Regions from separate parts of the Homo sapiens genome. Here region 2 is linked to region 1. Evidence: chromatin loops called from intact Hi-C (ENCODE). Cell type or tissue: endothelial cell of umbilical vein. All regions are shown on one strand. Links, peaks and the distances in the headings refer to the core of each region. The heading gives the core; the rest is flanking DNA.

Region 1 (5,381 bases), core at 328-5,327:
GGAGAAAGACTGAGGGAGAAGCTTTCCACATCAGGGCTGTAGCTTTCCACATCTTCCACATGTTACTGACAGAGCTAATGTTAAAGAATATGGCTTCTGATTATAAGTGGGTCTCCTGATACTGAACCCCGAAACTAAAAACATTTACCTACCTAGTCACAGGTCATGCTAGACACACAAACATACATAGATATATACATAGGAGTAGGGTGAGATAGTCACATTTGAGATCAACCCCTTCTTTAGAAAACAACAGCACTCTAAAGGGGCTCCTGAGCCCAGCAGCTGGTCAGGAGGTTGTCATCTCCTGAGGAAGATGGACTAGGAATTCAGTTCTGGTGAATGTTGCTGTTAGATTCCAGAGATTTCTGAAAGGTCTAGGTTAACAGGGGTAGTGGTAGTAAGTCACTCTTGTGGTGTTTAAAGAAAGCCACTCAAAAGGTGCTGTCAGGCAATGTGTTTTTTTGGTGTTTTGAGAGATTACTTGTTCTAGGGACTATGTGTTGGGGAATGCTTCTTTCTCATTCTCCTAGCTTCCAAGAGGTTTTCCCTAAACATTACTGACCTTGAGCCCTACTCTTTATTCCTCCCTATGGACATGGAGTGATTTTGGAAAGAGAAGCTGAGCATTCACATCCCAGTCTCTCTTCTCTTTTGAGACTGAGGCTGCCTCAAGGCTGTATATATTAATATCTATGTGTATTTGTGTGTCTAACATGACCTTTGATGAGGTAGGTAAAGCTGTTTAACTTGGGGGTTCAGTATCAAGAGACCCACTTACAATCTGAAGCCATATTCTTTAATGTTAGCTCTGTCAGTAATAAAAGTGATGTTTTTGTCTTCTATATGCCCTCCTCTTTTGTCTTATTTCCTAACTGATTCAGAACTCATCCAGGGAGGAGGGATTTACTTGGACCGCCTAAGCCTATCCTGTCCCCAGAAGTGAAATGTGCCCCTTGGGTCCCAGCTTTCATTTCTGCCACCCTGACTCCTCAGTACCCAATGACACTGGTCCAACTACCTCCTGAGGCAAACAGATCAACAGTGTCCTGAGCTGAGCTGTATAGAAACATCTCCATGCCAGGGTTCTTCTGTGGCCAGCAGAAGGACCTGGGCCACCTGGGGCATGACACTCTCCTGTTAGTGGGGGAAAGCTGCCCAGTCTGCTCACTCACCTGGGGCGTGGCCCCTCGGGATCCTCACTGTCCAGCTGCGCCTCACATACAGTGTGGGGAGGAGGTGGAGGGAAGTCATCCATGCTATACACCGGGGTTTCCTGACTCGGTGGAGGAGGTGGGGGTGGGGGAAGAGGTTCAAATGTGGGGCTGGACGTGGCCTTGGGGTGCGGATCCCTCACAAACACTTCGTCTTCATAATCCTCATGAGGTGGCGGGGAGTCCCGCAGGACAGACTCAGATATTCGGAGGGAGATCCTCCCTGGAGTGCTCGGGGCCCCAAGAGGTGTGTCTGGGTCAGAAGTGCTGCATAAACTTGGAAGACTCTGCTGTTTTTGATAGTGCTTCAGGTTTGCAAAATCAGGGGCTGAGGATTCCTCAGGAAGGCTGTCCTCTCTGGCTGCGTGGGCCCACTTTGCTCGAGAAGGAGGTGGCCACTGAGGCAGCGAGACCCTCTTCCTCGTTCCCTCTTCTACCCCATGCTCTGGGCCATCGCCCTCACAGCCTCTTGGACCGGGAGGCTGGGTCAGGGTGTGACCATTGCTTCTGTGCATCATGGCAGGGGTGTAGGGCGGGAGAGGCTGTCGCCCTGTCTGACCGTCCTGTGAGCAGTAGCCAGAGGGAATGGCTGAAGGCAGAGGGGTGCCAATTGGGGTCAGGGGTGCAGCCCTGGTGTCTGTGACCAGCCCTTGCGTTCCTGCCAGTGGTGGCCTGGGGCAGGGTGTCCTACTGGCTTGCCTCTGATGGTCCAGGGTTCCAGGACATTCACTAGGAACGGAGGAATCACCAATGGCTTTGCAGCCTGAACCACCCCAACGAGGGGTGAGATGGTGGAAGAGCGGCAGCATCTCTTCTTGGCCTCTTTCTGAACAACTGAGTGACCTGGAACGGCACACAGACAGGAGGGTTACAGCTCTGAAGAAAGGGGCAAACATGCAGCCCAATGCTCCTTACATAGATGAGAAAAGCATTTAAGAGGAAGGAGGACCTCTTTTCCTTCCCCCAGAAACTGCACACTGTCTTCCCTGGCTGCTCACAGGAAGACCCAAGTTAAACCAGTACTAGGCAGGCATAAATTCCTACAGGAAAATGTCACATGGAATGACTGGGTTCACAAGGCATTTTCTTTTATTAACCCTCTCACCGCCCCCACATCCTGTACACACCATGCAACATAAGGCAGCTTTTGAGGACAGGCTTCAGGCTATAAAAACAAACAGTACATTTCTTCAGCCCCTTTTAGGACTACTTCAGGAAATAGCTCCCAGCTCTGGGGAAAAATAATGCTGCCTTCTTCTCTCCCAGTGCGATCCCCACGGGGGAGGTCTGTTTTGAAAGCATTTGCATGGGCTGCTGAATTTGAAGGTTTTATTTACAACTTTTGCTTACTCTCCTAGTGTTTTCATTTCATCTGATGAAAAATAAAAAGGAGGGGGAGAGTCTCACCTAAGGAGCTAATAAGCAGTTACCTCTGGAGAAAGAGGCTGGCAATAATAAGCAAATATAGTACATGGTGATTTAAACAACTGTACGCTAGACTCCGAGGAAAAACCCAACAATTCGCAAAACTTTTGTTATTGTGTTCTAAAGGAGAAAAATCCACAAAACAAAACAGAAAAAAGAGTCTGTGGCACTACCTGCTATGCAAGAGTTAATGTGAGGATAAAAAGCTCTCCAGCAAACCCACCGTGATTTGTACATTCCCTGTCTGCAGTTCCCTGACTGGCTATGTGAGTGGATCTGGAGTGCAGATGGCACATTTCATCTCACAGATCTGACTCCTCTGAGGGAGTGGTGACTCAGTCCCACATCAGAGCAATAACACAGGGCTTGCCACAAGATCATCCAAGTGCCAGGCAAACAGAATGCAGCATGTGGTGGAAGAAGATGGCAAAGAACCAAATTAGCTCTTCTCATGCCTTTATTTTTCCTTTATTATACATAGATGCAGATGATGGAATAAAGGGCCCACCTCTCTCTCTGATGCAACCCCTCCCTTCCCATGACCAGTCCCTTTCATTCAGACATGGTTTCTTTACCAGGAACCTCTCCATAGAGAAGTGTAGCCACTCTGCACTTCCTGGTGGCTTCCCGCTGGGGATGCTCTTCACTTCTGTCTCATCCATCCTGGCATCCCCAGTACCTGCCACCAAGTACCCCCTCAGCAAATGTCTGTTGAACAGTGACGTCTCCTTTGCCCAGCTGCTCTCCAGACTGTAGCATACAAACTGTTTTTAAACCCAGCATCCTTTAACAGGATGTGGAGTCAGTTGAAATCTGATGTTTTAACGACTAATTCAGATGCCTTTATTTTATTTATTATATCTTGAGGCTTTTCTAAAGGGGAAGACATCACTAAAACATACAATAATATAGCACTTATCCTTTAAAGATCCAGCCCAATAGACTTTTATATGATGTTTTTAGTTTGTGTGACCTTAGTTTACACAAACTATACTAAAGTGGCATTTTCTTTTTGAAGATAATATCAGTGGTAAATGCTTAGCTTGGTTGAGAATGCTTCTCCGTGGTGATTATTTTGTGTTTTTAGGAATGAAGTTTGGGATAAAAAAAGACTTTGTTCAAGTCCCTTTTATAATAGAGTGTGAGAGGGTCACCCAGAGTCTGCTGATATGTATCCAGGAATCCTACTATTCAAGAATGGATTTTGAGAGCAATTAGTCTCACCTTTGTTTTGTTTTGCTTTAAAAAAAAAAAGAAAAAGCATTTTTAAAAAATTGTGGTTAGAAAAAACAACATAAAATTTCATCTTAACCATTTTTAAGTTCAGTAGTGTTAATATGTTCACACTGTTGTGAAACAGATCTCCAGAACTTTCACAACTTGCAAACCTAAAACTATGTACCCACTAAATAATAACTCCCCATTTCCCCCTCCTACTAACCCCTGGAAATCACTATTTTGTGTTTTGTGTGAATTTGACTACTTTAAGTACTTCATACAAGTGAAATTATACAGTATGTCTTTTTGTGACTGGCTTATATTTCACTTCACGTAATGTCATGTTGAAGCATGTGGCAGAATTTCCTTTTTAAGGCTGAGTAATATTCCATTGTATGGCTATACCACATTTTGTTTATCCAATCATCTGTCATGAGTAGACATTTGGGTTGTTTCCACCTCTTGGCTATTGTGAATAGTAAATACAGCTGCTATGAACATGGGTGTGAACATGGGTCTTGGAGACCCTGCTTTCAATTTTTTTGGACACATACTCTGAAGTGGCATTGCCAGATCATATGGTAGTTCTATTTTTAATGTTCTGAGATCTCCATGCTGTTTTTCATACGGCTGCACCATTTTACATTCCCACTAACAGTGTGCAAGGTTTCTAATTTCCCCATATCCTCACCAACACTGGTTGTTTTTCGTTTTTTTAATTGCAGCCATTCTAATGTGTGTGAGGTAAACATCTCATTGTGGTTTTGAGTTCTCTGATGATTAGTGGTGTTGAGCATCTTTTCAATGCTTGTTGGCCATGTGTCTGCCATCTTTGGATAAATGTCTAAGTCTTTTGCCCATTTTTATATAGACAAGTAAATTTTTATGTTTGAAATTAACAAGTGAATGTCTGAATTTAGTTGGATTGGTATCCTCTAGTGTTTTTCTTTAAAATGGAGATAAAAAGAGTGGAGAATGTTTGAAAACAGGAAAGAAGTATATAATAATGACAACTATTGTCTCTTTGTGACCCATGAAGGCATCAAACTCTCATAAAACTTGAACAGTGCAAAATCTCTACTTTTCTATAAATTAGAACATTTTATGTTTTTTAAAAAGCACTAATGTAAAGTCTGAATTTCATGTATTCAGGGAGAATTATGTCAGCATGGAGGAAAACTGACTGATCCTAATAGGCATTCATGGAGAACAGAGGGCACATTCCTCCAAATTCCACCTTCCAAATTATTTTGACATTTCAATATTGTCCAGTTGATGTGACTCTTGTCTTCGTACTATGATTAACAGAGTGACTATGATAAAAGACCATGCAAGCCTTTAGAAAAAAAAGAGTGTTATACTTTTTTGTGTCTTCTTGGTTGTGATGGTCAGAAAAATATACTGCAAGCAGAATTTTTAGTACTCAAAATTCATAGCACAGGATCTGTGATCAAGTCCCTCCCATGTTTTCCTGTCGGCTGCACTTTCCATGCCTATGCTTTTCCCCAGGACAGCTGAGAATTA
Region 2 (5,381 bases), core at 260-5,259, 49 kb after region 1:
GAGGAACTGTGGAAGTCGGGGTGAGGTGGCCCCTTGTGTGCTAGCAGTGCAGCACACTGGCTATAGATGTACACCTCAAAGTGCAATTCACACTGGCTGCTAGTTGCCTGCTTGCTGGTCCCTCTCTTCCACAGGTCAACAAAGATAAACCAGCTCAGCTTAGTGCCTGGAACAGAGAGTTGCTCAATAAATATTTGTTGAATGAATAAAGTACAGATGACCCTTGAACAACAGAAGCTTGAACTACGTGGGTCCTCTTATACGCAGATTTTTTTCAAACAACTGTATCCACCTCTCCTGTCTTCCCTTCCACCTCTTCGTCCATCTCTGCCACCCAAGACAGCAAGACCAACCCATCCTCTTACTCCTCCTCAGCCTAGTCAACATGAAGACAATGAGAATGAAGACCTTTGTGATGATCCACTTTTGATTAATGAATAGTAAACGTATTTTCTCTTCCTTATGATTTTCTTAGCATAATAACATTCTTTTCGGCCAGGCACAGTGGCTCACGCCTGTAATCCCAGCACTTTCGGAGGCCGAGGTGGGTGGATCATGAGGTCAAGCGATCGAGACCAGCCTGGTCAACATGGTGAAACCCCATCTCTACTAAAAATACAAAAATTAGCTGGGCGTGGTGGTACATGCCTGTAATCCCAGCCACTCGGGAGGCTAAGGTAGGAGAATCACTTGAACCCGGGAGGTAGAGGTTGCAGTGAGCTGAGCTCTGCACTCCAGCCTGGCAACAGACGGAGACTCCGTCTCAAAAACAAACAAAAAACAAAACAAAACAAAACAAAAACCATTCTTTTCTCTAGCATACTTTGTTGAAAGAATACAGTACGTAATGCATATGACATACAAAATATGTTAATCAACTGTAAGGCTTCCAGTCAACAGTAGGCTATTGGTAGTTAGGTTTTAGGGTAGTCAAGAGTTGTAAATGGATTTTTGACTCTAGGGGGTTAGCATCCCCAATCCCCCTGTGTTGTTCAAGGGTCGACTGTACTGCTAAATGTTCAACAGATCTGCAGCCTTTCTTCCCTCCTATATCCTTTTAACTCACAAGTTAACTTGTTGGCAAAACTAACAAGACATTTCTTGGAGCTGTTTTATGTTTATGTTTCTTGCTGTTCTCCAGTATCTATATCTCAATATTACCACTATGAGTGAAGAGCTAGGAATCAAAGCTGACCTGAGAAAGTTTAGCAGAGGCTAAAAAAATATACTGTAGTATGATCTTTCTTCTTCCAGATAGTTAAACAAGAAAGCCAGGCCAGCCACCCACATATTTCTTCTACTTCCCATGATGAGGACATTCATATTTGCTCTGCCTGCCACCCAATATTCATAACTCCAGAATATATACTGACTGCTTTCTTATTTGCTTTTTGTTTTGTTTCGTTTTTGAGACAGGGTCTTGCTCTGTCACCCAGGCTGGAGTGCAGTGGCACAATCTTGGCTCACTGCAGCCTCGACCTCCCAGGCTCAAGTGATCCTCCCACCTCAGCCTCCCAAGTATCTGGGATCACAGGCATGCACCACCATGTCAGGCTGATTTTTAATGTTTTGTTGTTGTTGTTGTTGTTGTTGTTGTTTGTAGAGACGGAGTCTCACTACATTGCCTGAGCTGGTCTTAAACTCCTGGGCTCAAGTGATCCACCCACCTTGGCCTCCCAAAGTGTTGGGATTACAGGCATGAGTTACCATGCCCAACCTATTTGGTATTTTAATAGTACCCATTAACTGCTTTCTGAACTGAGTTTCAGCCAATACAAAAGAAAGGGTTCCAGATCTTTCAGTTCCTTAGGGCTCTCTTGAACACTGTACAAATTAGGGAAGGCTGGGGAAACTGGAGTAAAAGACACGGAACTGAGCCATTAGGCATGGTCTCTCCAGGTCCCTTTGCTTCCTGGTTTCTATTGAGTTTGCATTTTTCTATTTTATCCTTAAAGGGGAGGGTGAGATGGAGGAATCGTGTCTCCTTGGCATGGTCTGTTACAACCTTAGGGAAGTGCTTGGTTTTGTCTGTTAGAATCAGCCATTTCCTCCTTTTTTGTTATGTTTCATCCAGGAGGGAATGCTTCCTCACTGGCCTCCCCCTTCCACTTCTGTCCCCTCCAATCCAGTGTCTACCCAGCAGCCTTTCAAAAAATGTAAATGGATGATGTCATTCCCTGATGAAATCCTGTAGCTTCCCTATGCATTTTGGATAAAATCCAGGTTCCCCTACTTGGCCTGCAAGGTCTCTGGTGACGTGGCTCCTGCCCCTCCTTCAACCTTTCCCCTTACTGCATTCTGACCTCACTGGCCTTCCTTAGGTTCCCCAAACTTGCCAAGCTCTTTGCTTTTTGCACATGCTGTTCTCTAAGCCTGGAATATTCTTCCCAATTCATTTCTTGGCTGACCACTCCTTAGTTTCTGCTCCCAGCTGGAACATCACCTCCTCGGAGACTGCCTTATCTAATGCAAATACTCTTTCCTGGCACCTGATCTTTCCCTTTACTGCACTTATAACCACATGAAATTGTTCACTTGTGCATTGTCTGCTTCGTTGTTAAGACATAAGCTCAGCCAGGTCAGGGTCCACCTCTGGCTTTTCTTCAGCCTTGTTTTTTGAAACTTCTACACACCCAAGGCCTAGCACAGTGAGTGTCTCCTGGTAGGCACACAATGCATATTTGCTGAATGAATCATAGGAACCTGTAAAGGAAATAATTGTAATGCATCCAAAACAAAGTTCTATGTCCTTAAATCCATAAGGGCATTAAACTGTTCATAATATCTATTTTGGGAAATGTGGGATCTTCTTTTCTTCTAGTTACTTTCTAGATCAGGCTCTGAGTTGATTTCTTCTTGAAAATAGAATCTAGCCCTAACTTTTGATCCATCTCATTAGCGGCAGGCTTTCTTGGGACAGACAAGAAAAGTTGGGAGTTGGGAGACTGTGGCAGAGCCCCTTCGACAAACAGCTGGTATGGCTCAGTGCAATTTTGTTGCCTTATGTTTGGAGGCAATCAGAATGCTTTTTGTGATTAAGTAGACAGGATGCATTTATACAGGGCTAAGTTTGTCCTCAGAATCCTTTGGAGAAATTCCTTTTGATTTATGTTGGGTGTGTACACTCATTCATGTGGCAATTTGTCTTATTTAAAGCCACGTTCTTGGTTTTCAAGTTTTCCTTCTACTCTGTGTCCTTCATCCATGAAGTTAGCCTTACTATTGCATCTCTATCCTGTCATCCCCCTTCTCCTGGGTTTGCAGGTCTCTAATGCCATAGTTGTAGGTTTCTCAGCACTTTTTCTCTTGAGTCTCCAGGAGGCTGAAAAGGCCTTAGATTAGAAGCTTTTTCAGTGTCTGAAGAAGATTTTAAGAAGTGATGCCCTCAGGCACAGATTTCTGTTCTTAGCCAAACATAGGTGCTCTTCATTTTCTGATAACTGACCATTGATCAGCCGTTTCACAGACATCTCAATGAATTACCCTTTCTTTAAAAGGCCCCCTTGTTCCTGTTACTGACCTTTTGTAACTTACACATTTAAGTCTTAACCTTCTGGGTCCTGTCCTCTCATTACTCATCTTTTTTCCTTTTTAAGTCATTATTTACCATCTAGGAAGCTCCCTCTGCATGCCCTCAGGCCTGTATCCTATCTAGTGTTTTAGTCATAGGCATGCCATTCATTTGTACTTAAAGCCTCCTCCTGTCTTTCTGCTTACCTACCCTGGTCTACAGCTTGTTTTATTACAGGAGGGCCACACATAACCCTTCAGCTCTGCAGAGATGCACTTTGTATGTCTCAAACCTCTGTCCATTTGCACCTCCTGCTCTGGCTGCTGCTTTTTTTCACTTGATTTCCCCCTGAAACTTGCCAAACAAATCCAGGTGTACAATATACCCCAGTAACATTCAGCATATTTCTGACTCTTTCTGAAACCGTAAGCTTAATTATCTCCAGATCTTAGCCAATGACCTCTATGTCAACCTTGCAGAAAGATGAGGAAAGGGTGGATAGGAGAAAAAGCCAAATGACCTGCCAAATCTTTTAACCTGCCTAATAAATATTAATCTGCTTCAGTTTACTGCTGACATCAGTCCCTCTACCCACTGAGCCCTTTGACACAGCTAGTAGCCCAGGACAAGTGCATAAGAAAACCAAGGGCTCTCACAAGGGCTTTATAGTGAACAGATGATATCTTCATGGAAGCGGTGTGCCCCTAGCTACAAGCACTCAGAGCCTAGATCTTAAGACAACTCCAACAAGCAGCAGGCTGTGTAATGTATATGGACGATGTGGATTCCGGAGCCAGCTGCCTGGGGTCCTGTTCTGGCTCTGTCACCTAGGAAGGTGTTTGAGCAGGTCACTTAACCTCTTATGCCTGTTTTTTCCCCTATAAAATAAGAATACTAATAGCACCTTCATCAAAGGGTAGATGTGAGGCTTGAATGAATTAATATGTATAAAGCAATCAGAACAGTGCCTGGCAATAATTATTAAATTTTTACCCGTAGAACTGAAACTTACATTTACTGGGCACATGGTATGTACCAGATTATTTGTGCTTTAAAAACAGTAATTCAGTTAATCTTCTTATCATTTGAGGCAATAATCATCCTTATTGTAAAGAAGAAAAGAAAAATTAAATTAAAAAGTAGAAAGAGCTATGGCTAAAGGCCTCACCCTCTCCACTACCTACCCCATTAGATTCCTTTTAGGATTACTGGGCTTTGTATACTTTGGTAGGTATCAACCACATATCAAACCATGTATGCCTTTAATTTTTCCACATCACTCTTTTGTTATTCATATGAGATAAAACATATGCATAAAAACAAAACACCAGCAAGTATTCCAAAATGTTACTACTGGGTGACAGGATTATGGGTACTATTTTTCTTCTCTCTTTTCTATGTCTTGCAAATTGTTTACAATTAATGTTTATTATTTTAATTATCAGATAATAGTAAAATTAGCCTTATTTTTTCTTAATAGAATGAGTCTAAGGGTCTAAATTTTCTACATTTTTAAAGGAACATCTTCTCTAGGAAATGGAAGTGCCTATCCTGAGAGCATATGTGGGCAGCAGAAAGACTCCACACTAGTTGGTGAAGGGGATTACTTTGAGAGCTCCAATAACTGCTGAAAATAGCCAGTGGAGGAAGAAGCAGGGTTTCTGTGAAACTAGTATCAGTAGAGAGAGACAAATACCTCCTGAAAAAATTCAGTCTAGGCCTTTCTTTCCCTATCCTCTATCATTAGCCTACAGTAACAGACTAGTGTTCCCAGAGAACAATACAAATCTCTACAGCGAACCATTATTCATTACTTTAATACCAGATTATAGCTTATAAAGCACTTCCCAAACATTATTTCATTTGGCCC

What was found. Hi-C counts contacts between places; a loop is a spot of excess contacts. Peaks named below come from ENCODE experiments on the same cell type or tissue, not always from the same donor. Only the 100,000 strongest peaks of a DNase experiment are listed, where the experiment ranks them.
Region 2: it touches region 1 in a loop (6-fold over the local background); 8 of 110 quality-filtered maps call a loop at or near these places.

The regions. Positions count from the first base shown.
Region 1 is chr4:76,750,987-76,756,367 of GRCh38, reverse strand. It overlaps SHROOM3 (shroom family member 3), which reads right to left. Exons shown (of 11, transcript NM_020859.4): 7 at 1,176-2,057. All of the region lies in intron 1 of SHROOM3-AS1 (SHROOM3 antisense RNA 1), which reads left to right. Among named protein-coding and RNA genes, the nearest start is that of SHROOM3-AS1, 49 kb to the left of the region's middle. RefSeq lists a silencer at 2,158-2,452. In endothelial cell of umbilical vein, for the core only: no CTCF peak of the experiment used is centred there; DNase peaks (open chromatin) are centred at 2,337, 2,967 and 3,407; H3K27ac peaks cover 2,460 bases.
Region 2 is chr4:76,701,525-76,706,905 of GRCh38, reverse strand. All of the region lies in intron 2 of SHROOM3 (shroom family member 3), which reads right to left. Among named protein-coding and RNA genes, the nearest start is that of SHROOM3-AS1, 98 kb to the left of the region's middle. In endothelial cell of umbilical vein, for the core only: no CTCF peak of the experiment used is centred there; DNase peaks (open chromatin) are centred at 2,135 and 2,585; H3K27ac peaks cover 3,207 bases.